Regions from separate parts of the Homo sapiens genome. Here regions 1, 2 and 4 are each linked to region 3. A link is a contact called in ENCODE Hi-C or POLR2A ChIA-PET data. All regions are on one chromosome and are shown on one strand. Each heading gives the region's core, a stretch centred on a gene start or an enhancer-like site at or near the end of the contact. The rest is flanking DNA. Distances are from core to core; before and after follow the strand shown.

Region 1 (7,415 bases), core at 384-2,883, 220 kb after region 3:
GTTCTCAGCTCATTGCAACCTCCACCTCCCAGGTTCAAGCTATTCTCCTGCCTCAGCCTCCCAAGCAGCTGGGACTACAGGTGCACACCACCAAGCCCAGCTAATTTTCGTATTTTTAGTAGAGACAGGGTTTCACCATGTTGGCCAGGATGGTCTTGATCTCTTGACCTTGTGATCCACCCGCCTCAGCCTCCCAAAGTGCTGGGATTACAGGCGTGAGCCACCATGCCTGGCTTTCAATAATAATTTTTGTGGAGACCAATGTGACAATACCTGTCAAAGAAATTAGAGTCTACACAATAGATCTCAAAGAGTGAAATGCAGAAAGAGTCCAAATGAATTTGGCCAAGACACCAACATCTTCAGAGATTCCAGCACAGTTAAAATTATACCTGCCTCAGTTTTTGTTTGGAGGTAGGTGTAATCTTTGGCAAACAGCCTAGTTACTTTCCTTCTTAAGTTTCCCATATGTCTCAAGAAGATAAAAATGCCCCTGTTGTCCACCCTGTGGGAACAGTGTCATAACCAATAATCCTGACAGGTTCTAAGGACTGCGGAAGAACAAAAGTTACTACACTACACTGCCCTCTTCCACTCATGATACTTCTAGAAGTCATTTAGAAACCACGAAGTGAACAGATTTTAACATTCCTTTGCTTGCAGATGACAAAATTAGGCTAATGGTATCACTCTCTATCCAGCCTCTGTTATCACCAGCCTGAGACCCAGCTCAATACCGGCCAAAGCAAAACTTGTCTTGAATTATTAATAGTAAACACTTATCATGTATAGATGCAAATTAAGTTCTCCCTGGGGATCTAATTACCAAGAATTAACTTTTTAATCCCTTAATACTACAAAGATTGGTTAAAAGACCAGCCCACTTGCATGTTTAATATTTCATCAACTGAATCCTATTTTTTTTCTTAACAGCTATTGCCACTGCAATTTTCCAGTTGATTCCTTATAACCAGAGGAGGATTTAGGAAAAAACTGCATGCCAATCATTTCTTGCCACCTTCACTCCTGCCTTTTCACCTTCCTAAACGGCCCTTCCCTCTTTCCTTCCAACCATTAAGAGTTAAATTAGCCTTAACCTACCTGCCTCAGAGCCTGAGCAAACTCCCCCAAATCCTAAAGCCGGGTGACATGCTAACCCACTGTTGCCACAGCAGCCTGGGAGTGCACCGGTGACATGCTAACCCACTGTTCCCACAGCAGGCCGGGAGTGCACCTCAATGTCTTCTCTCACGACCTGGGGCCGTGTCTCTTTCACTTCTGCCCCAGGCACTTCCCATGCACTTTCATACAGGGACATGGACAAACTTCACTCTGCCCTTTTACATTATTTTGCACGTGTGCTTCGTTTAGAAAACAAACATACACACTCATGCACCTACACACACACCTGGGACTTTGCAAGACATTTGGTCACATAAAGAAAATGGGCCCCCATGGCTTCCAATGACTTTCACTGTCACCATGTTCTAGACTGCTGCCATGAGCAAAAGGAAACAGCTCTCCCACACGCTCTTCACTTGCCTACAGACTCCAACCCCACTTCACCATCGGAATGCAGAGGGAACTTCCTCATTGTTTGCACCGCCTCCTGTTTACTTAGGACTGAGTTAAAAGGACTAAAAAAAAACCCTATTGAATACTATGGTGCTTAAATCAACCAGGGCTTTGAGAAATCTCTCAGATCATGTTTTAGTTAGACACGTCAGGCAACCCTAACATGCTCTGCAGCCAAAACTTGCATCACAACTTCTGTTTGGCTCCTTAGGTGCCCAATGGCTCTAAATAAATAGGAAGCTGGCTCTGTGTCCCAGCACGGAAATTCACATTCCAATCTCCAGAGGGGTGCTGGCCTGGAGCCCTGGTCTGCCTCACCAGAAGTGGGTTTTGAAAAGCCACCCCATCCACAGGGTGCAGAGTAATTATGTCAAATATAATGAAGATTAACTATTCTAAAATCCCATCTCTTCTGAACTAAAATTATATTTCATAAAACTGGACTGTCACCCCATGCTTGTTTTGAGAACTTTAGAAAGCACATGTGACTAGGAGTCACCAAACAACCCCAGGGTAAGTTTTCATTTGCAAAAAGTTGCACTGGACTGAAACTTGTGTTGGTCATGTGAGGCTTCTGTGGATGAGGAGTATGTCTCTGAGAACTCCTATTCTCGGTTGCTGTGATTCTGTAAACTGTTGTAACTTTAACTCAAAAACAGTAAATACATCATCCTCTTTGGTCTTTTGTTCTATCTGCTCGAATTTATGGTTTTATATCCCAGCAGCAGAAATATATATTTGAAAGTACTTCTAAAATATTCCAACCTGGGGCAAAAGCGTGGATCACAGCTCCTCATTTTTAAAATGATTGTAAGCAAATTAAATCAGAGAAAATTTCTGGCATGGCACTTTTTAGTTTCCAGAATTACTGGCGTAAAATGCACAGCGAATATAACTTTGATTCAGTGTAACATACGATTGAACTCAAGTTTAATTTGCCTAATATCAAAAGCACTGTGGTTTACTGTGGCTTATCTTTAAGGGGGCTACACTGAGAAAACAGAACAGCCTTCTATATGACGACAGACAAGAGAGTTTGGTGGTTGAGGCTGTGGAATCTGGAGCCTGGGGTGTGCAGACGGCTTCTTCCCTTATAAGCTCGGTGGCCCTGGGCAAGTTGTTTAACATCCAATGCTTCAGTTTCCTCATCTATAGAACATAAAGGATATGTTCCTCATAGGGCCATTTGAGGACTTGATAAGTTAATAAGCACAGCATAATTAGAGAAGTACCCGACAGGTAGTAACTTACCTAGTGTAACTGTGAAAACCCTTACTTCACACTACCCTAGAGTTCTAGGAATAGAAAGGATTTTTTTTTTTAAGAGACAGGGTCTTGCTGTGTTGCTAGGCTGGTCTCAAACTCACGGGCTCAAGTGATCCTCCTGCCTCGGCCTCCCAAACTGCTGGGATTACAGGTGTGAGCCATTGCACCTGGTCGATAGAAAGGATTTTTTAATTCAACTGTCTATTGTCTAGAAGAAGAATGAATACCTAGGAAATTGGGGCCTAGAGAAGTTAATGTACCCCGAGACACATTTAGCTAGCTTGTGCTAGAACTGACACTAAAATCTTCCACACACCCTGCACTGTGCCCTTTATTAACACCAGGTCTCCTGGTATCCCTAGAAAGTAATAAATTTTCTAGTGAGGAAACAGAAACTAACAGGAAGGTTAAGTGAGGTCAAGCAGCCAATGACAGAAGTGAGGACACCAGACTCCGTTGACTATTGTTGAACTACTGGATATACTATCAAATGTCTTTTTTCTTCTTCCTGAGATAATTTGTTTTATCATTTGTACACGTGGGAGAAAACAACTGTGAGAAAAACAAACAGAAAAACCTTAGAGTTAACCAAAAGCTACTAGTCAAGAAAGAACCAGAAAATATTATTGGTTTATATCTGCAAAATATATCCCGGGAAGGTAATGAGGTAAGGTAGCAACAGAATTTTGCTTAACATCATCAAAAACACTGAATAAGAACTACTTGCATAAAGAATGATGCATAAAAATGTAAACACAGATGATGATGATCTCTGAGACAGTAACGACACAAACAGAGATTAGGACGCGTGATAAACAAATGCCTAACTTAACTAAACGGCTATTTACAACTGGAAATACAACGGTATTTTACAATCCTGGTTTTATATACTTGAAAATGTAAACATTTAAATGGGTATTTACAACAAGCACACCCCACCAGTGGGTGACAGTGACACGGGCACTGAGCGAATAAATCACAGGAGTTGCAGATATAGTCCTGTAACTAATTAAGGAAGACTTCCATGTTAGTAGTCTTTGGAAAAGAGGAAGGAGAACTTGGTGAATTAGAGCAGGGAGAAGGTACCAGGAATTTTGTGCCAGCACCTGTGACAAAGACTGCAACAAAAGGTTTTGGTATTTAAAAATGGCAGCAAGGCCGGGTGTGGCGGCTCATGCCTGTAATCCCAGCACTTTGGAAGGCTGAGGCGGGCAGATGACCTGAGGTCAGGAGTTCAAGACCGTCTGGCCAACATGGTGAAACCCCATCTCTATTAAAAATACAAAAATTAGCCAGGCCTGGTGGCGGGCACCTGTAATCCCAGCTACTCAGGAGGCTGAGGCAGGAGGATTGCTTGAACCTGGGAGGCAGAGGTTGCTGTGAGCTGAGATCACGCCATTATACTCCAACCTGGGCGACAGAGTGAGACTCCACCTCAAAAAAATAAGTTGAAAATAAATGGCAGCAAAAGCCCCCTCAATGGCACTAGCAGTACAGAATCCTCTGTGTTTTTTGAAAACAGCTTAACTATGTACTCATAGTTATTTCCAAACTCAGATAAAGTGGTTGGACTCACTGTATTAGACCCGGATCTCACTGTGGAGACCCAAATCAACAGCTGCTACACATGTTTCTCAGGGCTTTGGTTCCCTCTGAGGAATCTCAGCCCACACAAACACCAACCATCCTGCAAACTAAATGGGATGGCAAAAGAAGGAGAGGAAAATAATTTGTTACTAGACTGACTCTCTTGAGTAGGACCTACGGCTCATAGCATCCACGCAAGCTGAGCCCATGCTCACTCATCACTCCAGCCTCCTCTGCCAGCAGAACAGTGATTAGAACAGAACGTTGCATGTGAGCATCTGCAACAGGGCCAAAGTTCCATCCAGAACCATGAGAAAAGCCTCTTGCCACATCAGGATGGGAGGAGAGTCCTGACCTCCCATTTTCCACTCATCATCATCTTTCCTTTTTCATGTCTGTGATCTGTGCAAACTCCAAAGTACAAACTCTCCCCTTCTCAGTCCTTGAAGAAAGAGGCCTTGGCTCCAATAACAGCTCTGGTTCTTCTCTCTATAATCGTCTTTCTTAGTCTCCTTCACTGGCTTTTCTCCTCCACCCAATTTTTAAATATGTGTATGCTCCAAGGTTCCCTGCATACCATGCTTCTAGTCTTTCTGGATGTTCATTCATCAACTGCCTGTACACTGAGGATTCCCAAATATACAGCTATAGCTCTGGTTTCATTCATTCATTCATTCATTCATTCATTCATTCATTTATATTGAGATAAGGTTTGTTGATATTGAGATGAGGTCTCATTACATTGCCCAGGCTGACCTCAAACAGCTTCTGGACTCAAGCCATCCTCCCACCTGAGCCTCCAGAGTAGCTGGGACTACAGGTGCATACCACTGTGCCTGGCCAGCTCCGGCTTCTAGCTAATAAACTTATTTCTAAGTAGCTTGTCAGCATCTCTTCAAGGTATCCCCAAGCTACCTAAAACTTGGCATTTGTTGGGCTGAACCCTCTTCTCGGCCTCCTCCACCCTCTCTTTCTCCTAGCTAATTGTACCACTATCCTTGGAGTCACTCAAACAACCTTAGAGACGTCTTCAGATCTCCTCTCTTGCTTTGCTTATCCTTGTTCTACTCTGTCTCCACCTGTTCTTGTTTGGATTCCCCCAGGAGCAGAGTTCAAGATAGGGACTTAAGTTGCAAGTAGTTTATTCGGGAAGGAACCCCCAGATGCACCAGGGGATTACAGAAGTGAGACAGGAAAGGGAAGGAAACCAACGATAAGCGTATTACTGAGCAGGTTTCCAGGGTGGGCAACTGAGGCTCGATTCCTGTCGGGAATTTCAAGGACCTGGTTGAACACCCTCAGCGGGTGAGGAAGTTGGGTTATTTATCCTCTGGCTCCCATTCCTCACTGGCTGATGGCTGCTTCAGGGGTGGGAGGTATTAATTTTTCAGCATTTCCAGCTTTCTGTTGTGGGATGAAAGGAAATATGGGTGGGGCATCCATATTTATTTATCTGCTATAGTAATGTATTTACATTTACCCTGGTCCTGATTTCTCACTGAAATTTAACTGCCATATATGCTTTTAAAAAATCTTTTAAAAAGTAGAGTTGGGGTCTCACTGTGTTGCCCTGGCTGGTCTCAAACTCCTGGGCTCAGGTGATCCTCTCTCTTTGGTCTCGCAAAGTGCTAGATTACAGGCATGAGCCACTCTGCCCAGCTATGCCATATATGCTTTCTGTAGACTTCTTCAAGGTGAAGTGAAGTAGAAAATGTTTACAATAGTCTTCAAATTTCACTGTGTCTACTCCTTTCTGCACACATAAGGATGGAAATTCCCTCCTGTCCTACTATCAATTGCAAGAATCCTACAGTTTCCTTCTACAAAAATGTTCAGAATTCCTATTCTCTTGCTGTGATTCTATGAATATTTCATTTTCCTCTATTGACGTCATCCATAAAAAGGCTTTTAGCTGCCACTTCTTCTTTCTTCCTTTTTGGTGTTTTTTTTTCTCATTAACAGTAGGTCAGACATTCTTCATTTTTTAATACATGAAAATTAAACATTCCTCAGCGGATCATCACTGCTCGGTTTCAGGATGATGAAGAAAAATGTTTCTGTTCCATCACATTTGGGTTGCATCATGTGGAGGTGCAACCCCACTATGACTCTCACTGTCATTCTATCTGAAAAACATCTCAAAATGGTATTATTGTCAACTCCAAGCTTAAACAAGATAATGTATCCTGGTTTTATATACTTGAAAATGTAAACATTTTCCAGTTATCTGGAGATTTTTCTCTGATTCTTCTTTACTAAATTTAACTGGAGAGAACATGTCTCATTCATGAGCCTCTGTCCTCCTGATAACATTTTAAATGTAATGTAAATGCAATGTAAGGGAACAACGTAGCTATGATGTGGTCTCAGCTGTCAGAGAAGAGGCACCATGTAAGATCTCTCTTTTTGATTTATTGTTGTCATTGTTTATAAAGACAATATGATGATCACTATGGAAAATGTAAGTGGTACAGAAAACTATCATGAAGAGTTTCTTTTTAAAAATCATAAATCTTATTACATCAATAATCACTGAAAATCCTGGTGTACATGCCAAATATATACTGTACATCTACAGTCTTAAATTAATGATGTATGTTATACTCTATGTGTTGCGCAGCCAACTACTTTCACCCAAAACATCTTTTCATATCTTTTTAAAAGTTGCTGTTTCTGTTCTTGTAGCCACTAATACTAAAGTTACCATTTAATCATATTTCATAAAGTATGTATACATTATCACAACTTAAAAGTAAGCTGATAGCACGATCATATGATCCCCGTGAAAGCAGGGCTCCTCTGTTTAAAATCTGTGTATTTTTCTCATTTACTTGAAGCTCAGGGACTGTTCTCTCTACCCCCACCCCAGCCTTCAAGCCCAGGTTGATCTTCCTTCCTCACAAAAAAGATTCTTACACAAACAACCTGTCCAACCAAAATCTTTTCCAGATAAACATATGTTTCCTGCTGAGAACTAAAAGAATCCT
Region 2 (6,547 bases), core at 2,068-4,567, 180 kb before region 3:
GGTAGAGATCCCTCATTTTACATGATGTGATTATTACACATTGCATGGCTGTACTGAAACCTCTCATGTACCCCACAAATATATAAACCTACTAGGTACCCACACAAATTAAAATTTAATTTTTAAAGCCTGCGACAGATTAAAAAAATAAAAACAGAAGACACCTGCACTCATATGTTTATTGCAGCACTATTTACAATAGCATAGTCATGGAACCAACCTAAATGTCCACCAACAGTTGAATGGGTAAAGAAAATATGGCATAGATACCCCATGGAATACTATGAAGCCATAAAAAAGAATGAAATCATGTCCTTTGCAGCAACATGGATGGAACTGGAGGCCATTATCTTAAGGAACTAACACAAAAGCAAAAAAAATCAAACATTGCATGTTCTCACTTATAAGTGGGAGCTAACCAAATGGCACACATGAACATAAAGATGGAGAAAAACAAAGCTATCATATGAAGTCTGGGGACTCCACAGAGGGAAGGACTGAAAATTACTTGCTGAGTACAATGTCCAATATTTGGTTGATGGGTACACTAGAAGCCCAACCCCCACCATTACACATGTAATACCCATGTAACAGGCACATATACCCCCTGAATCTAAAATAAAATAATTAAAATTAAAGAATTTCAAATTAAACAGACTTAGCTATTATTTTTTAAAAACCTTTTAAATGAAAACTGCTAATCTAGGAATTCCTCCATTGCTTCTAATTACATGCTAATGAATATGAAAGCAGTGACACAGGATAAAATCATTTCTTTTTCCTGTAACCAGATTCAGTTAGCTGGAGAGCTGCCAAGCATTTTCTGTGACATGAAACAAAACCCTGGAACATAGCTATAAATGTATCCCCATACAATGTCTGCTAAGAATGAATGCTCTGTGATTTTTCTTTTTTGAACTTGAATAATATGGCTCTCTACAAAAGCATTTCAATGGTGCTGGAAGGTCAAACTATTTCCAGATAACCCTAAGAGACCTTGGGTTACCTCCTATTCTGGCTATCTTTTGGCCCAGGGAAATCTTAGGGGATTTCTACCCCACTTCAGTAGGTCCTCAAGCAAGCCAAATTGGTTACTAGTCCCCAAAACTGGTTCCAAATGACAAAGAACCACAGGTTTAACTTAATCCCATTGCCTTCCCCTCACTTGGGTGACTGTTCCGTTGATTATTTCTTCCTTTTCACACCTCCATCTCTCCCCTTCCATTGGCTTTTCCCTCTGAGCCTATAAATATACTCAAGTCTTCTCTTCTAAAATAAGATATTTTATTGGAATACTAAGCTGCCTTCTCATCTCCTTATTTTCTCCCACAAATTTATTGATGGAATAGCCTATATTTATGAGCTCTACCTCTTCATCTCCCTTAATACCTAATTACCAGGATGCAGCTATCTCAGCTCCCTTTATGCTGCTTAGCTAACACTAACATGGAAGCCACCAGCCACCTTGTCACTGCTGTTTTAAAGATTTGCTCACTCCCTACACTTTTGCTTTATGACATTAAAATTGTCTTCCTAATAAAAATAAATGAATAATAAAGAAAAAGGAAATAGGAAAGAAAGAAAAGAAAAGAGAAATAAAATTGTCTTTCTTTGCCTGCTACGGCCACCCTCTTCCTGGGTTTTGCTCCCAACTCTGGCTATTCTTTCCTGGTCTCATTGGTGATACTTTCATTAACCTCCTACTCATCAACATGTATATCCCCACAGTTTTCACCTTAACGTTTCTCCTTACTCTACTCACTCTCCCTGGGTGATCTCAACCATTCTTGGGGTTTCCCTAAACTCTCTTCACTGATGTCTCCCAAAACTAAAACCACCAACTTCTCTCCCAAGCTCTAGACTCGTATTTCCAATAGCGCACCTTGCCTCCCTATCCAGAAGTCCCACAGGCTCTTAAATGTGCCCCCAAATGATTCATTATCTTGGCCTCCAAATCTGCTTCTTCTCTTATCTTCTGTCTCAATGTGATTTTCATCCCACCAGTTGTCTAAACTTGAAAAATTCTATAATCTTTTATTTTCTCCCTTATTCCCTACATGTAATCTATGACATACAAGCCCTGGATTCTGTCTCCAAAATGTCTTATATCCACACATTCCCCATGAATTGTCTGAGTTCAGCCCCTGAATACCTCTTGCTTGACCTAATCCAATAATCACTAACTCATCTCTCCTTCTCCTCTCCCTTTCCCTTCTTCCTCTTCTGCTCCCCTCCCCTCCTCTTTCCCTCCTCCCTCCCCCTTTCCCCTCCACAATGTTCCCAGATTAATGACATTCTTCATCACAAGAAAAAGACATAGAAATACAGTTAGCCCTGAGGAACTGGCACATTTCCCTAAGTAAGCGCATGGGAATATAATGCAACAGAAAATGGACTGTGATTTGCTGGCCTAAAAAATAAATTACGATTTTGTTGGCTTTTCAAATGAGGTCAAATGTGATTGGGCTCCAACCCAGTTCACATTTACTCATTTCCTCAGATAATTCCAAAACGTGCATCACTCTCAGCCACAGAGCATTCCCACACTTGTACTGGTGCAGTTCTCACTGCCTGAATGTACTGCACCTCACTCTTTTCCCACCAAGCAGATGCTTTCTCACGGCACAGCTAAAATATCATCTCATATAGGTTACCTCCTGACTTATATATAACTCCTCCTGCAATTATCATCACTTCTGTGTTAGTCCATTTTGTGCTGCTATAACAAAATACTACAGACTGGGTAGTTTACGAAGAATGGAAATTTATTTCTCACAGTTCTGGAGGCTGAAAAGTCTCCAAGATCAAGGTACCAGCATCTGGTGAGGGCCTTCTTGATGTGTCCTCACATGGCAGAAGAACAGCAGAGCATGAATCCACTCCCAAGAGTTGTTTTTATAGTGGCATTAATCCATTCATGAGAGCAGAGCCCTATCACCTAAACACCTCCCTTTGGCCACACATCTCAATAATGTTACCTTGGGGATTACGTTTCCAACACATGAATTTTGGAGGGCACATTTAGACTACAGCAACTTCCTTTAGCACTCCCACAGAACTCCAGCTGTATTCCTCTCCTAGCACTTAGTACTTGATTACCATTCTGTAATTGTGGCTGCGAGGTCATCTTCATTTTGCAAGAACCCAGCACAGTGCTTAGACCATGGCGGGGGGGTGGGGGGCCGGTGGGGAAACACCCTCAATAAACACCCTTTCACTTGCTAGGGATGGCCCAAGTAAAGAGAAGATTTAGCTGCAGAAGCCTTAGGCCTGTTGCCTACATCAAACACAATGGGGCATGATGATTCATCGAGATATTAATTTGTACTTTCTTCCTGCTGCTATTGCTACTATCAGTATTTTTCCCTTCTCCCTTCCAATAACATAGACAACTTTATGTTTGGAGTTTTTGAGTCCTTAGCAAGAGTCACACTCCATTTTTAATAATTTTGTGAATTTCAGGGTAATAAATTGAAGTTTCAAGGTACTTACAAAAGTTCCCATCCAGACAGGGCTTTGTGAAAGAAAGCCTATGCCAAAAGGGAAAGGACAGGAATATTCTCCAGAACAGGAAAGGAATGAATTTAAGAGATTGTGTTCTGTCAGAAACACAGACCTCGTTCCCACCTGTGCCTGGGTAGGTGGGAGCTGGGGGAGCTCTTCCAGAAAGCCAACAGTAGATGGACATGGTGCATTCTCTCTCAGGGTGGTCGTCAGTGGGTGAACAGCTGGGAGGGTCCTCTGACAGCCTAGTTGCTGGGGATCATGTCTTCAGCAGCAGCATGTCGGAATGTGCAGTGGTCATGACGGAGCCAACTGTGGGGAGTGGACTGGGCCCCATCCCAAATTTATGGCACTGTACCAGCCTGGGATTCTTATATTATCCTATGGAGTGGGAAAGGGTATCAGTAATGATTGAGATTTAATTTTCCCACCAGTCAGGTAGTTAATTCAATATAGAAAAATAAAGGAATGTGACCTAAAAGAGAACTGTGCTCTAAAATTAATGTCTACTACATAATGCTCACTCCAATCCCCAGGAAAAGTACAGTATCTCTCAGAGCAGCCCTGAAACAGCTTTGAGACATAACATTGACCTATTCTTGCTTTGAACACACATTATCTAATATGTCAAGATGTCATTACAGGGGCAACGAAATTTCTTGCATATATATTTCTGTTTAAAGCTATTAGAAAGTCTTCTTTTGGTGTATGCTATGAAGTATCTCTTCAAATCCTATTAGTTCAAAAAGCTAAAGGCAGAAGCAATCCAGGGTGACCAATTTCAGCTTTGCTGGATACTGAGAAAGACATAGGAAGGAAGCCGACATCTGAGGAAGTACAGTTCCCAAACATGGCCACAAGGTGGCAGGGTGACTCTGCACGCCAGAAGCATAGCATCCAAGGCGTGGCTGTTCTGGAATGCACAGAGAAAGAGAACCCAGGAGACAGGCAATACAGAATAATTGGAAAGCCTGTATCTAGAGGACTTTTCCACTGAGCGGTGGATTCTCATATTATTAATGTACCCATCTTCTAGAGGCAAACCCTCCAAGAGCCTTTGTGAGGCCTTAGCAGCTTTCAGATGCCGATTCCCCAGCTCCAAGATCAGCCTCAGCTGCACGGCAGCTCACGCCTGTAATCACAGCTACTCGGGAGGCTGAGGTGGGAGGATCACTTGAAGCCAGGAGTTCGAGACCAGCCTGGCCAACATAGCAAAACCCTGTCTCTACTGAATATACAAAAAATTAGCTGGGCAAGGTGGCCCACACCTGTAGTCCCAGCTACTTAGGGAGGCTGAGGTGGGAGGATCACTTGAGCCCAGGAGACAGAGGTTGCAGTGAACCAAGATCGCACCACTGCACTCCAGCCTGGTCAACAGAGCAAGACCCTGTCTCAAAAAAAAAAAAAAAAAAAAATCAGCCTCTGCCACTCAGTGGAGAATCATGGAAATCTGTTAGGATCAACACCTATGAGGAGGCCTGGCCCTGCTCACCAGCACAGACTTACCACTGAATAGAGGTATCATTTGAAACCCCCTCAATCTCAAAGTCCTGTCTTCAAACAGGAAGAAAGATAAGCTCAATGTCAAACTCATCAAATGCAGGTTCAACTGCCTCAGTCAAGGGGAATTGGCCTTATATTCAAATCACTTCCCTTGCTCCTCCTATCAGTAGGGGTTAGCGTACTGTCTGCAGGGGAGGTAGGAGAGATTGGAAAATCTGCAGAGCAATCAGAAAATTTGCATGAAATCATGACAGAAAATAAAAACCTAACTGGGTATTAATTTAAGGCCACACAAAAAAATTCATAGAAGTTTAGAAATTCAATGAAAGAAATTAAGACAGACATAAATAAATGGATGTAAAGGTTACCTATGACTGAATGGCTAACAAGCTTGTTTCCCCGGCCCTCTCATCAATTCTGTAAGCTGCCATGTAACTCTATAGTTGAGACTCTTTTCTCTTAAGGTAGTTGAGTAGGTTGTAATGTCTGCAATAAAAATCCTGGTTATTACAACAGAAGACAAGGAAACAAATAGAATTAGTAAATCACTCTAGAGAAAAAAGCAAATCAATGGGAGGTGGAGTAGAAAGGAAAATGAGGGACTGGGGAAGGAATGTAGGAGAATGGCTACAGGATTTCAGAAGGTGCACATTTAATATTCAATTTTAGACTGTTTATGTTACCAAGATATAAACTTCTCCTATCCCTCCAAACCATCAATTGGTTTTCTACATATTCAAATGCCTTTCAAGTGAATGGACTGCTGATGTTTGTGTGAATTAAGGCAAATGGATTCCTTTTCCTTTGCCGATCTGGGCCATTGCAATGCAGACACAAGAGCAGCCACCGGCAGTAAAGTAGAGCAATAAACACACGCAGGTGCAGGCACAAAGAGGTGGAAGGTACCATGAGAAATCAACCCCCAGGAATTCAATTTCTATGATGTGTATGAAGGATACAGGAGTAAAGACTTGAGCTGACCTCTGGGTTATACAAAGATAAGCTGCCCCTAGACCAGTGGTTTTCAAACTTTAGCAAGTACCAGAATCACCTGGGGGGCTAATCAAAACACTGATTGCTACGCTCCACCAGGTTTCTCAATCAGTGGATCTGATACAAGTTCTGATTAATTAAATTTCTAACAAGTTCCCGGTGATGGCAACGTTACTAGTCCAGTAACCATATTTTGTAAACCACCGTTCTAGGCCAACGAGAGTGGGTCTTACTCACCTGGGACATGTAAATTGAGAAAGACAGGAAAAGTTTCTGTGAGCCAGGTAGGAAAATTTTTGTTCCATTATCTATAGTTTAAAATGTATTTCTGTAGAAAAGTTTTGTTTGATTTTGTTATCAATGTGCTGCTGATCAAAGTATAAATTGGTACAATCCTTCTGTAGGGAAATTTGGCAACATCAAAATATTAAATGAGTATATCCTTTGACTCAGCAGTTCTGCACCCAGAAGAAGAAAACAGTGTAAAAAGATAATTTCAGGAATATTCTGGCAGTATTTTTTGATCTTTTAAAAATCCCTAAATGGC
Region 3 (6,525 bases), core at 2,383-4,882:
ATTAATTCACTTATTGAGTAGATAAGAGTAATTAGAAATTATTGCAGTTGTGAATATAACTGTGTATATAAAGGGCACTGCTAAATAAACTGAAGATAGCAGGTTTATTTAAATTGGTTAAATATTCCTCTGACTCTCCTGTCTTGGATACACAATGAATTTCCCTAGAAATGATCTGCAGAGGTAACCTCTGGTGAGGGTCTATATTATTAAATGTGAGCGATGGCTAAATATGTCGGGTGGTACACACAGGGCATTAAGAAGTGTATATGTTGGCCTTGGCCCAGAGGAGAATCATCAGGTCTGTTCCTGAGAGTTACAGATCTTGTATTTTGCTTCTGTCAGCAAGGTGAGGGGCCATGCTGGTGTCTAGGGGATCTGTATATGTTGGATGGTGCTGACTCTATGGGTGGGAGGGAATAAATGAAGCTAATGATAGCTTCAGCTTGTCTTTTGTCTTCTGGTGGTTGAGAACCCATGAGAAACATTTCCTCCTGTTCCCTACATCAAAAATGGAAATGGCATTGGGAAGGTACAGAGAGTGAGTCCTTGATAACTTTATTTGAATAGCAGTGACAAATGTTGTGTTTTAGAAACATTTTAACTTTGCAAAGAACAAACAAATATGGATTTGTCACAAAACTAAAAAATACAGATAAGAAAAAAGGAAAACAACAAAATGAAATAACTGCAAATTCCACTATGTAGAGGCGATCTCCTTTGACAATTCGGAATAAATCCTTCTAAAACCATTCCCATGCAAATATGTATACTTAAAAGTATCTTCATATTAAACATATTGCTCTGTAATTCACTTTTTTCATGCAAAAAATATGTCATGAGGCCGGGCACAGTGGCTCATGCCTGTAATCCCAGCACTTTGGGAGGCAAGGTGGGTGGATCACGAGGTCAAGAGATTGAGACCTTCTTGGCTAACCTGGTGAAACCCCGTTTCTACTAAAAATATAAAAATTAGCTGAGCATGGTGGTGCGCACCTATAGTCCCAGCTACTCGGGATGCTGAGGCAGGAGAATCACTTGAACCCAGAAGGTGGATGTTGCAGTGATCTGAGATCGCGCCACTGCACTCCAGCCTGGTGACAGAGCGAGACTCCGTCTCAAAAAAAAAAAAAAAGAAAGAAAAGTCATGAACAACCTTCCATGTCAATAAATGGTTGCACTGTTAATAGTTGTATGGTATTCCATTTAATAAACCCACCGCAATTTATTTAATCAATCTCCCACTGAGAAACATTTGGATCAGCTCAAATTTTTCACTATTGGCATACATCTGATGACCTGATTTTTAAGGTGACTCTTCAAGCACTTGTAAAAGATATTTTGGGGCAGACTGTGGGAAGAGTAGAGTAGGGATATGAGGGAGCCCAGGGAGGGAAATGTTTTATGAATTGATATTGTTCTTGGTACATAAAGGACATCAGTTAACGGGAATGAGGTGGGGAAGGGATAGCGTGTAGTGGGAGAAAGTCAGAGAGGGTGAAATGACAGACATGGAGAGAGAAAGAGGAACCCATAAAGACAAACAGATGGAGAGAGAGAGAATGTGACAAGAATAGATATAGAGAGATTCAAATAATCCTCAAGGATGCTCAAAATAATAAAAAATAGTTTTGTGATGATTGCCAAAAAGGCCAATAGCATTTATAGAATTCAAGTGATGATACGTCATTGAAAGAAAGAAAAGGGGATTTTTCTGTGAGACAAATTGCCCAAAACCTGAGGGGGAGTTTTGTCATCAAAATACATAAGGAGTAATCTTTTAAAAACTCTGAAACAAAGAGCAAATAATTTAAAGAAATCTCGGCCAAGCAAGGTGGTTCATGCTTGTAATTCTAGCGCATTGAAAGTTTGAGGCGGGAGGACAGCTTGAAGCCAGGAGTTCAAGACCAGCCTGGGCAACATAGTAAGACTCCTCTCTAAAAAGCAAAAATAAAAAAAATTAACTGGATATAGTGGTGGGTGCCTATATTCCCAGCTACTTGGGAGGCTGAGGCACGAGGATCACTTGAGTCCAGAAGTCTGAGGTTGCAGTGAGCCATGATCGTACCACTGCACTCCAGCCTGAGTGACAGGCTGACAGAGTGGGACGCTGTCTCAGAAAAAAAAAGAAAAGAAAAAGAAAAAATAAAGAAATCTCATTCTACTTTACTTACCACACACATATGTTCATATCATGTGTTAAACATTGTCTTTTAAAAAATAGCTTAGGGCCAGATGTGTTGCCTCAGGCCTGTAATCCCAGTACTTTGGGAGGCCAAGGTGGAAGAACTGCTTGAGGTCAAGAGTTAGAGACCAGCCTGGGCAACATACTGAGACTCTGTCTCTATTTCAAAACAAGCAAACAGCTTAGAAAATCATTTTCTTTAACTCTTACCTCTGATGCTTTTAATTATGTGTTCTCTTATGGTGATTGGCTGGGGTTAAAATATTCTGTAGCATTGCTTTGCATCATAGCCCCAGAGAAAATGAAAGGGGAAGAAGGAGTTAGCTTCCCTTTTCCCCGCTGTTCTGCCTGCTTCCTGTTTCAGAAAAATTAAAATAAGGTGTGAACAGCCACTTTCTCTTGAACATATTCTTCCATATATACTGGGGTAGGGTGAGGCATGTATTTGTGGGGGCTGGAGGATGGCCTCTGTTACAAAATTTCCTATGGACATTCCTTATCTACACTAGTGGGGAACAATGAAAATTACTTGTACAATGAACATCACTTATACAGGACGCGTATTACGGTACATTCTAATTTTTAAAAATATCAACTCACATAAAGAGGAGGCCAACCCTGACTTATCTCATGGGCAAGCTGTATGGCACAAATGAAATTACTAATGTGAAAGTGTTCGGTCAACTCTAAAGGTCCTTACAAGTTTGTGGGTTTTTTTTTTTTTTCAGACAGAGTTTTGCTCTTCTTGCCCAGGCTAGAGTGCAATGGCATGATCTCGGCTCACCGCAACCTTCACCTCCTGGGTTCAAGCGATTCTCCTGCCTCATCCTCCGGAGTAGCTGGGATTACAGACGCCCGCCACCACGCCCAGCTAATTTTGCATTTTTAAGGGAGACAGGGTTTCTCCATGTTGGTCAGGCTGGTTTCGAACTCCCAACCTCAGGTGATCCGCCCACCTCAGCCTCCCAAAATACTGGAATTACAGGTGTGAGCCACCACGCCTGGCCACGTTTGAGGTCTTTTTAATGATTAGAAATTTCTTATACTCTGGCATCTGTAGAATCCATTCAAAGCCATAAATTTCTGCTTCTTTCCCACACCTGGTGGGAGAAATGGGGGAATAGGCCCACAAATCGCCTTGGCTTTTGTGGTCTCCCAGTATGCTCTTTTGCATGGACAGAAAAATGAGGGAAATGCTTTTACCTTCATCAAACCTATTGGAAATGGTTAAGTTTCCCTTCTTTTGACTAAAACAAAACTAAAAACCACAAGAAACCTACTCAAGATTGGCTCATATGAATCACATCCTGTGTGGAACCCTGTCCTGTGTCAATGACACTTAGACACAGAGCAAAGAAGGGAGAGGGTGGGTCACTGTTTCTAAATGCAACGAAGGGCACTTTCATTAAAGCACTAAGGCTGCATGCTCAACAGGTTTAGCATGACTCAGCAAGATGGGTCACTGAACACCATCCACCCAAGGGCAAATGAGCTTGTCCAATCACATGACCTACAAGATCAGGGGATAGCAAACCAGACCTATGGTTTGCTGAACAGCCTGCACAAGCCAGTCCCGTTACATACAGAACAGTCAGAGGAGAAGGTCACCGCCAGGGCAGTGGAGACCACTGCGGATCCTCTTCTCAACACTGCTCTACCATGTTACCTTGTGTCTAGTTGTGTGTCTGCCAACCACTTCTACAGAAGGTGCTGAGGCAAACCTCCTCAAAGGTTCTGATTTGGATCTTCCATTTGGAGAAGACTTTGAGTCTGTCCATATTCGTGGCTTTTTTTTCTTGCACTGGGAACTGATGCATTGCAGACACAAATGAGCCCAATGTATTTTAAGCGAGAAAAAGTTCCCACCCTCACCACCAATTACACCCTTGTCATTTTTTTCTTGTTCTAGTACCTACGTGTGATTTAGTACTTTCCGAGCATTCCATTCTTTCTGAAAGCATAAGCACTAATATGTGTAATTTGCTTGCCTTGTCATTCTGAAATCTTTTAATGCATACAGTTCAGACATCCTGTTTGTTTAATATGAGCAATGCCAACTTTATTTACTGTAATAAATGTACTTCTTTATTCTTCTGGAAAAAAAGGGAAATTAATTGAAAAAGACACATTTAAGCTATTCCAGTGTGTAATACAGAGGCTGCTGGTAAAATATAATACAATGTCAGGGAATTCCACAATCTTGTTTGCTTTTTGGTTTCATTTTCATATTTTTCTTAAATATGGCATTGCTACAGTACAAAGTAGAAGAACATATTTTAGTGTCTGATTCACAGTCTCTTTACTAACTTTGGAACTTTAAAACCTGGGCAACTCTGATAGTGAGAGGGTTCAAGAAAATTGACATATGTGGTGAAATGTACTTTTGTGGCCTAGCTTTGCGTTTCAGAGCTGTTATACAGTCAGATTTTTTTAAATGAATATCTGCAACTGTTCCAACAATTCTGGTTTATGAAAATGTTGCTGGTTTTGCATAGGAACTTCATAACCTGCATGATATTACTCATGGGTATTTGTGGGTTTTGCTTTAGATATGGAAAGGACGCCTCTTGGCAAACATATTTTTTCTTTTGCTTCTCAGAGGTTTTGTATTCAGCTCAAAAATCCCCAGTATCTGTTTCCTTAGGTTCATGGGCTCCTTTAAACTTTACATTTGTATTTCTATTTTTTTTTCCAGTCAACTTCATGGATGTTTTGGAACGTCCTTTGTGCAAATTCACTCCCCAATGTTGCAGAGAGATTTTGCTTCCTTTTACCCTCTTCCAGTTGATTTTCTTTTCTTTTTTTTTCTTTTTTTTGAGACAGAGTCTCATTGTCATCCAGGCCAGAGTGCAGTGGCACGATCTCAGCTCACTGCAACCTCCGCCTCCCGGGTTCAAGCGATTCTCCTGCCTCAGCCTCCTGAGTAACTGGGATTACAGGCATGCGCCACCACCATGCCCGGCTTATTTTTGGATTTTTAGTAGAGACGGGGTTTCACCATGTTGGCCAGGCTAGTGTCGAATGTCTGACCTCAAGTGATCCGCCTGCCTTGGCCTCTCAAAGTGCTGGGATTACAGGCATGAGCCACTGTGCCTGGTTGTTGATTTTCTTTAAACAGTCTAACAACTTTTCCTGTGACATGTTTAGGCCTCTGAGTGTAATCCCTGTGGAAGATGGTACAGTGTCTGAAATTCTACATATACATTGACTTCTGACCTCTTTGAAAATGTGATCTGTAAGAAGGCCACACAGGCTTTCAAATGCAAGATGGTTTCAGACTCAACATGGTTTCCTTTGAGGTTGTTACTAGGAAATAATTTGAACAACAAGTGTAGTCATCACCATATCCTGACATGCCAGCAGGAAGATAAATTACTGCTTGTAAGTTACAACATTTCACCTCCACCCATGGCAATTTTTATTATATTACCCATTTGTCCTCTCAGTAAATGATGTCTGTAAAAATAGTTGAAATAGTTGAAAGGAATTTAATTTAAAATATACTCACATGTATTCACCTAAGTACAAAGACACATAGCATTTCAAAATAAGTAAACTCAGCCTTTTCTCCCTTGAAATGTATCAAATACTAAAGCTTTTCATAGCATCTTGATCCTAAAAAGAACAGCAGAAAGCCATTTAATCCATTCTCAGATATCTGGACAGACTAGCCAGCAGTATGCTAGTCTTCAACAAATGTGACCAAGGCTTCTTGTTACAGTTTTGCTTTATTTGTGGCAGAGTTTTTTTTTTTTTTCTCTCTCAGGTGAATATATTCGGTTCAGAGTATTGGGTCAACTACAGGTCCCACTTAAAGGAGTAGTAAAAAGAAAGATTTGTCAGGATACATGGCGGCTCACACCTATAATCCCAGCACGTTGGAAGGGTAAGGCAGGAGGATCACTTGAGCCTAGGAGTTCAAGACCAGCTTGGGCAATATAATGAGACCTTGTCTCTAAAACAAACAAACAAACAAAAAAAATAGCTAGGTATGGTGGCACGTGCCTGTAGTCCCGGTTACTCACAAGGCTGAGGTGGGAGAATCACTTGAGCCCAGGATATTGAGTCTGCAATGACCCATGACTGTGCCACCACTGCACTCCATCCTGGGTGACAGATCAAGATCTTGTCTCAAAAAAAAAAAAAAAAATCTGCCAAGATAAACTTAATGGGAACAATTACAATATTTTAATTTGGAAATTGTTCTTAGATCACACAATATACAAGCAGACAATAACATGTAAGTTATTACGAAATGATATAAGCATGGTCCTATAAATACTTTCTAATGGTTTCATAAACTGGCTGTTGTTCTTTCTCCACCCTTCCAGAAGAAGAGC
Region 4 (7,495 bases), core at 1,573-4,072, 200 kb before region 3:
ATCTAGCAAAAATATCCTTCAAAAATGAAAGTAAATACTTTTTCAGACATGCAAAATCTAAAAGAATATATCATGAGCATCATTGCACATAGTAAAGGAAGTCCTTCAGTAAAAGGCAAATAATACCAGATGGAAATTTGTATCTACACAAAGGGATGAAGAGCATCAGAAATGGTAAAAGAGTGACTAGATATAAATTTTTTCTTATTTTTAATATACTTAGAAGATAACTTCTAAAGCAAAGATAATAACATATTGTTGTGTATCTTGGTCAATTTGGGCTTCTATAACAAATTAGCAGATTGGGTGGTTTAAACAACAAATATTTATTTCTCACAGTTCTGTGGGGAGGGAAGTCCAAGTTCAAGGCACTGGAAGATGTAGTGTCTGGTTAGAGCCTGCTCCCAGGTTTGCAGATAGCCATCTTCTCTTCATAACCTCACATGGCAGAGAACAAAAAAAGGGAAAGAAAACTCTCTCATGTCTCTTATTATAAGGACCCTAATCTCATTCATGAGGGATCCATTCTCTTGACCTAACTATCTCCCAAAGCTTTCACCTACAAATGCCATCACATTGGGCATTAGGCTTCAATAGGTGAGTTGTGGAGGGATACAAACATTCAGTCCACAGCAGTTGGGTGTATAACATATGTGGCAGTAAAATGTATGACAACAACACAAAGACCAAGAGAAATAGAACTATACAATTTTAAGTTTCTTAAAATATGTGGAAATCACTGTAATATTATTTGAAAGTAGATGTTGATAAATTTAAAAGTTATACTGTAAACTCTAGAGCAACCATTAAACAACAAAAAAGATAGAGCTAATAAGCCAAAAAAACCTAAAATATAATATTAATAAATTTTCATTTAATCCAAAAGAAGGTAGAAACAAAGCAAAAAGAATAAAGACGGTAAGACAAATAGAAAACAAATAATAAAATGGTAGGTTTAAATCCAACCTTAAATGGAAATGTCTAAACTCACCAACTAAAAAACAGACTATAAAATTGGATAAAAGGACAATACTCAACTATGTATGCTATCTGCAGGAAATACTCTTTAAGTAAAAAGACAGAATTATTACAAGTAAAAAAGATAGAAAAAAGATAAACCACACTAAAACTAACCGAAATAAAGCTGAGTGGCTATACTAAGGTTAAATTTCACAATAAAATATTACCAAAGAAAAGGATCATTTCATAATCATAAAGGGATCAAGTCATCAGGAGTACATAGAAATCTTGAATGTTTATTCAGATAATAAAAAACTTCAAAATGCATGAAGCAAATGCTGATGGAATTAGAAGGATAAATGTACAGACTAATTCATAAGCATTGTTGGATATTTTAATACCAGAACCTCAATAATTGATAGAAAAAGTAGACAGAAATTCAGTAAGGATATAAAACACTAGAAAAACACTATCAATAAAATTAATCAGCATTTATAGAACAACCAACAAAAACAAAATATTCTTATAAAGTGAACATGGGACATTTACCCAGACCATAATCTGGGCAACAAAACAAGTCTTAACACATTTAAAAGGAATCATCTCATACAAATGTTATTGAAAGAGAGTTAAATAAGAAATCAATAATAAAAAGGTTTCTAGACAGTTCCCCCAAATATTTGGAAACTAAAGAACATACTTATAAATATCCCATGATTAAAAGAAGTCAAAAGGGAAATTTAAAAATTTTTTGAAATGAATAAAAATGAAGACAAAATATACCAAAATGAATGCAATGCAGCAAAAGTAGTGCTTATATTATAAAAATACAAATATTTAAAATCAATGCTTCCATTTTAAGAAATCTGACAAATAAGAGCAAAATATAACAAAGTAAGCAGATGAAAGGTAATAATAAGCAGATGAAAGCAAAAATTAAGGAAATAAAATTTTTTTAAATAACAAAAAAATCTAAACCAAATGTTATTTCTTTGGAAAAAACAATAAAATTGATAAACCTCTAATCACACTGATTAAGATTAAAAAAAGAGAGAAGACACCATTCTCAGAAAAGAGAGAAAGAACATCTCTTTAAATCCTTCCCAGACTACCCTTCCCAGACTCTGGCAACTATTATTCTACTCTCTACTTTAGGGAAAGAAAATTTAGACCAATATTTTTCATGAACAAGAATATAGACACACAAAACTCTTAAAATGTTATCCAAAGAAACCCAACCTAAAAGAGGTAATACATAAGAACAAGTGGAGTTTATCCCAATAATACAAGACTGATTCAACATTCAAAACTCAATGTAATTCAACATATTAACAGACTAGTTAAAGAAAACCATATGATCTTCTCTACAGATGCAGAAAAAGCACTTGGCAAAATTCAACATCTATTTTTGATCAAAACTTTCAGCAAACTAGGAATAGAAGGAAACTGCCTCAACTTCATAAAGAGCATCTTTGAAAAATCTACAAGCAACAGCAGACTTAATGGTAAAAGACTAAATGCTTTCCCCCAAGACTGGGAGCAAGGTCATCCTATTCAACAGTACAAACTTGTTAAATCACTTCCTAAGTCTGTCATATTTCTTATGCTGATGTAAATAGTATTGTTTTTTATTGTAAATAGTAATGTATTTTCATTGTAAATAATATTGTTTTAAGTTAATTGCTAGTATATAGAAAAACAATTTTTGTATATTTTCCCTTGCATCTTGTTAGACTCATTTATTAATTCTCGTAGCTTTTATGTAGATTCCAATTCATAGTTCAGAGCATATGGGTCTTCTAGACGTTGGCTACAGGGGAAATTCACTGAAGACAAACTAGCAAAATTCTCACAAACCGCATGAGAAAATGAGTCACCGTGAGGTTAAATCAGCAAATAAAGGGTTTTACTTCCTCCTTTTCAACCTATATGCCATTTATTTCTTTTTCTCAACAAATTTTAACGTACAAACAAGAAAATCCAGGAAGAATTTATTCACAGAAAATGATGAGTTAATTCTAAAATTGACATGGAAATAAAATGACCTAGATTACCCAAAACAGGATTGAAAAAATGAAAAAGAAAAAGATTTACACTACCTGATTTCAACACTTATTATATATAAAGCTACAGTAATCAAAGCAGTATGATATTAGCATAAAGATAGACACATAGAACAATGAAAGAGAAGAGAGACTCCAGAAATAATCTCAAACATATATAAATACTTTTCAGGAAAAATGCCTAGATAATGCAACCGGGAAAGGATAATCTCAACAAGTGCTATTAAAATAATTACATGTGCATATGAAAAAAAAAATGAGCCTAGACCCTTAGCTCACAACATAAGCAAAAATATAAAATGCATCACAGATCTAAATGTAACATCTAAAACTATAAAACTTCTAGGAAAAAACATTGGAGAAAATTCTTTTGACTTTGGATTAGGCAAAGATTTCTTCTGTAGAACACAGAAGGCACTAAATATAAAAGAAAAAATAATTGGATTTTATCAAAATTTAAAATTTTTACTCTTTAAAGCATGCTGTTAGAAAAACTAAAAGGCAAGCCACAGACTACAGGAGAGTATTTGCAAAATACATATCTGACAAAGAACTTGTATGCACACTAAAGAACCCTCATAATGCAATAATAAGACAAACATAATTTTTAAATGAACAAAAGATTTGAACACATATATTACCAAAGAATAGGTATAGATGGCAAATAAGCATATGAGAAGATGGTCAACATCATTAGTCATTGGAAAAATGCAAATTAAAACCAACATGAGATACCTTGTTATAACCATGAGAATGACAAAAATAAAAATAAATTGATGATATCAAGTATAATAGAAGATGTAAAGCAACTGGAAATGTCATACATTGCTAGGGAGAATACAAAATGGTACAGCCACTATGGAAAACATTTTGGCAATTATTTTTTCCTTTCTCCCCCACCCTCCTCTTCCTTTTTTGGCAATTTTTTGTAGAGCTAAATGTGTACCCATCTACCATATAACCCAGCCCCAGCAAGTCAACTCCTAGGTATTTACCCAAGAAAAATTAAAGCATGTATCCACACAAATACTTATACACGAGTATTCATAATAGTTTTTTTTTTCAGACTACAAAGGTGGTTTCCTTTATTTTGGTAAACTTTAAAGATCTCATTTTGATACTAATTCAAAATGCCAAATAGAATGACCCACTTTCTGAATAATTAAAACAACTTACATTTTAAACATGTATTTCTGTAGGATGTATTCTATCATCTGAAATATTAATAAGATCCAATAATTTCTTAAGTAAACAGTAAACTGATCCTAAGTATATAATCTGTGATCAATTTCGTAAGACTAAGTTTACTGCACCTTAATTCCAGATATAAAATGATTTAGAAAGCATTTTGACTGGGGGAGGTGGAAAATAAGGACAGGTAAATGATCTGCAGCTTAAATACAAAATCCTGTCACATTACATCTCACATGTTCAAGACACCCTCCATGTGCTGAAAAAAAATGATGATTCCCAGAAACAGTATAATCCATTAATAAGTCACCCAATATATAACAATTTTTAAAACTCTTTATAAAAAAGGAGTCCATGTATTCACAGATACTGTAGAATCTCCAGCTCCTATGTATATTACTGAAAAATGCAAATAAATATATCTTTGCGGTATTACGGCAATCCACATCTTTCCCATCAGACTATACCAGTCACCTTAGTACTGTGGAAATGTTCCACCGTTTTGGGCAGCCCAGGCCATGAGGTCCCCCACAATATTCCAAACTGTTAAATAGTCTAACTCTTGAGCTGCTGATGAGGCCTGGAGGATCTTCACGGCTTTCTGTGATTCATTTCCCAGTTTGTAAATCACATAAATGAGGAGAGCAGCCCCTTCTTGTGTGCCCTGTTTCCCTTTCCGGACTGCTTCTCCTAAGAGCTTCAGGCTCTCCGCATCCCTGCGTTCAGAGGGATGTGTAGGGCATGAGGCAAAAGACAGATGCTCACCTCCATCTTAGGCCTGATGTCCAGCAACAGATGGGGTGCCCCAGAATCCAGAAGTCGCTTATAGTCAGTGACAGAAACACGATCCTCTGGGCCCAGTAACTGCAGGGAGCGGCATTTATCGGTGGCTGAGGAGCCACAGAAGGCTTCATAGTCCAGCAGATGAGTCACAGTGGGCCATTTCCCGCAAGCTGCACAGTCGAGCCTGCAGCTCCGCAGCCGAATACAGCAGAAATGCCCTCTCAGGGCATCAAAGAGCAACAGGCTGCCACTGTAAGAGGGGCCCAGACTCGCAGCAATTTTCAGCACTTTCAAGGCCTGCAGGCAGCCCAGGACCCCGGTTAAGACACGGAGCATCCCGCCATCCGCGCAGTTGGTCACTGTCTCCGCCGGGGGTGGCTGGGAGAATATGCAGCGATAGCAAGGCCCACCGTCATAATGGTAGACTGTGATTTAGCCCTCCAGGCGCTGGCAGACACTAGGGCCCAACCGGCCAGCCACATGCGTCATTAACCAGGTAGCGAGTGGACACGTTGTCCGAGCAGTCGCCACCACATCATATCGGCGGAGCGGGTCTAGGGTAGGGACCGGCATAAAAGGGCCTGAGAGTACCGCACTCATTCCACCGCCAAATTGAGGCCGCGCAGCGAGGCGGCGGCCGAAGCGGCCTTGGCCTGTGCAGCCAGTGCCTCGCCATGCAGCACTTGGTAGGCCAGGTTGCTCATCTCTACCACATCATAATCCACAAGGCCAAGGCGGCCCACGCTGGCCGCTGCCAAGTACTGCGCCAGTGGACAGCGGAGCCCACCGCAGCCCACGACTAGCACGTGTCTGTGCACGCCCAGCTCGGGCAGCACTAACTGCCGGCTAGAGCGCAGAATCTCATCTTGGAACACAGCGGCCTTCCGCGGCAGCTGCAACACCGAAACCAGTCGTTCTGGCTGCGGTTCCTGCTCCGCCAAAAGGGCCGCTGCCAGCTTCTGCTTCAGGGAATTCAATTCCTCCTCACGTTGGACAACGTCAGCCTGTAAGGGGAGTACCTCCTCCTGGGTCGTAATAGTTTTATTCATAATAGTGGAAAATTTGAAACAACCCCAAGTCTACCAATTGGTGAATGGATAAACAAATTGTGGTCTATTCATACAAAAGTATATTCCTCCACATAAAACAGAACAAATTACCAGAATAGTCCATGCAGTATTGAAGAAGAACAAAGTTGGAGGACTGATACTACCCAACTTCAAGACGTGCTATAAAACTACAGACAATGTAGCATTGGTGAAAGAATAAATCGATCAATAGAATAAAACAGAGGGCCAAGAATTAGACCCACATACATACAGTCAACTGATTTTTGACAAAGGAGCAAAGGCAATACAATGGAGCAAAGATAATCTTTTCCACGACTGGTGCTGGAACAACTGGGCATTGATATGCAAAAAAAAAATGAATCTAGACAGACATTTCACCCTTCACAAAAATTAACTCAAAATGGATCACAGCCTTAAATGTAAAACACTAAACTACAAAACCCCTAGAAGATAACATAGGAGAAAATCTGGATGATCTGGATTTGGTGATGATTTTTTACATGCGGCAGCAAAGGCACAATCCACAAAAGAAAGAATTGATAAGTTGGACTTTATTAAAATTAAATCTTTCCGCTCTGTGAAAGAGAAAGTCAAGTGAATGAGAACATATGCCACAGACTGGAATAAGATATTTGCAAAACACTATCTGATAAAGAACTGTTATCCAAAATATACAAAGAACTCTTAAAATTCAACAGTAAGAACACAAACAACCTGATTGAAAAATGGGCCAAAGAGCTTTACAAACACCTCACCAAAGAAGATGCGCAGATGGCAAATAAACATGTAAAAAGATGTTCCAGATTATATGTTGTCAGGGAAAGGTAAATTAAAACAATGAGATACCATGTATAAGAATAGCCAAAATCCAGAACACTGGCAACACCAAATGCTGGAGAGGTTGCGGAACAACAGGAACTCTCATTCACTGCTGGTGGGAATGCAAAATGGTACAACCACTTTGGAAGACGGTTTGGAAGTTTCTTAACAAACTAAACACACTTTTACCATATGATCCAGCAGTCATTCTCCTTAGGATTTACCCAAAGGACGTGAAAATATATGTCCACACAAAAAACTGCACATGAATGTTTATAGCAGCTTTACTCATAATTGCCAAAACTTGGAAGCAACCAAGATGTCCCTCAATAGGTAAATGGATAAACAAACTGTGGTGAATCTAGACAATAGAACATTATTCGGTGCTAAAAAGAAATAAGCTATCAACCCATGACAAGCCATGGAGGAAATTTAAATGCATATTACAAAGTGAAAGAAGTCAATCTGAAAAGGTTATATCCTGTATGATTCCAACCATATGACATTATGGAAAAGACAAAAACTGTGGAGACAGTAAAAATATCAGTAATTGCCAGGGGTTAGAAAGGGTAGAAGGACGAATGGACAGAGCACAGAAAATGTTTAGGG

What was found. A loop is a pair of places that touch in the nucleus more often than their neighbours do. ChIA-PET counts read pairs that join two places held with the same protein, here RNA polymerase II (POLR2A). Pooled maps may share reads with other maps.
Region 1: a loop to region 3 is called in a pooled map, with 6 times the contacts of the local background. The contact joins two enhancer-like sites. A Hi-C loop is called at or near these places in 6 of 50 pooled maps. POLR2A ChIA-PET finds 5 or more read pairs at or near these places in 2 of 52 experiments (CD8-positive, alpha-beta memory T cell and HEK293).
Region 2: a pooled map shows a loop between it and region 3 (3-fold over the local background). The contact joins two enhancer-like sites. A Hi-C loop is called at or near these places in 1 of 168 maps with a recorded cell type or tissue (ovary) and 7 of 50 pooled maps. POLR2A ChIA-PET finds 5 or more read pairs at or near these places in 2 of 52 experiments (activated B cell and activated naive CD4-positive, alpha-beta T cell).
Region 4: a map with no recorded cell type shows a loop between it and region 3 (5-fold over the local background). The contact joins two enhancer-like sites. A Hi-C loop is called at or near these places in 6 of 37 single-sample maps with no recorded cell type and 4 of 50 pooled maps. POLR2A ChIA-PET finds 5 or more read pairs at or near these places in 1 of 52 experiments (GM12878).

What each region holds. Positions count from the first base shown.
Region 1 is chr14:61,433,414-61,440,828 of GRCh38, reverse strand. All of the region lies in intron 2 of PRKCH (protein kinase C eta), which reads right to left. Among named protein-coding and RNA genes, the nearest start is that of PRKCH-AS2, 110 kb to the left of the region's middle. RefSeq lists an enhancer at 1,187-1,556. Within about 2 kb of position 1,633, at least 21 of the 41 ENCODE cell types and tissues checked have a DNase peak (open chromatin) inside an H3K27ac peak, as active enhancers do.
Region 2 is chr14:61,835,606-61,842,152 of GRCh38, reverse strand. The region is part of intron 1 of SYT16 (synaptotagmin 16); the gene reads right to left. Among named protein-coding and RNA genes, the nearest start is that of SYT16, 26 kb to the right of the region's middle. Within about 2 kb of position 3,317, at least 2 of the 41 ENCODE cell types and tissues checked have a DNase peak (open chromatin) inside an H3K27ac peak, as active enhancers do.
Region 3 is chr14:61,659,783-61,666,307 of GRCh38, reverse strand. No RefSeq gene overlaps it. Among named protein-coding and RNA genes, the nearest start is that of HIF1A, 32 kb to the left of the region's middle. Within about 2 kb of position 3,632, at least 18 of the 41 ENCODE cell types and tissues checked have a DNase peak (open chromatin) inside an H3K27ac peak, as active enhancers do.
Region 4 is chr14:61,862,743-61,870,237 of GRCh38, reverse strand. All of the region lies in intron 1 of SYT16 (synaptotagmin 16), which reads right to left. It also overlaps the pseudogene MOCS3P1. Among named protein-coding and RNA genes, the nearest start is that of SYT16, 54 kb to the right of the region's middle. Within about 2 kb of position 2,822, at least 2 of the 41 ENCODE cell types and tissues checked have a DNase peak (open chromatin) inside an H3K27ac peak, as active enhancers do.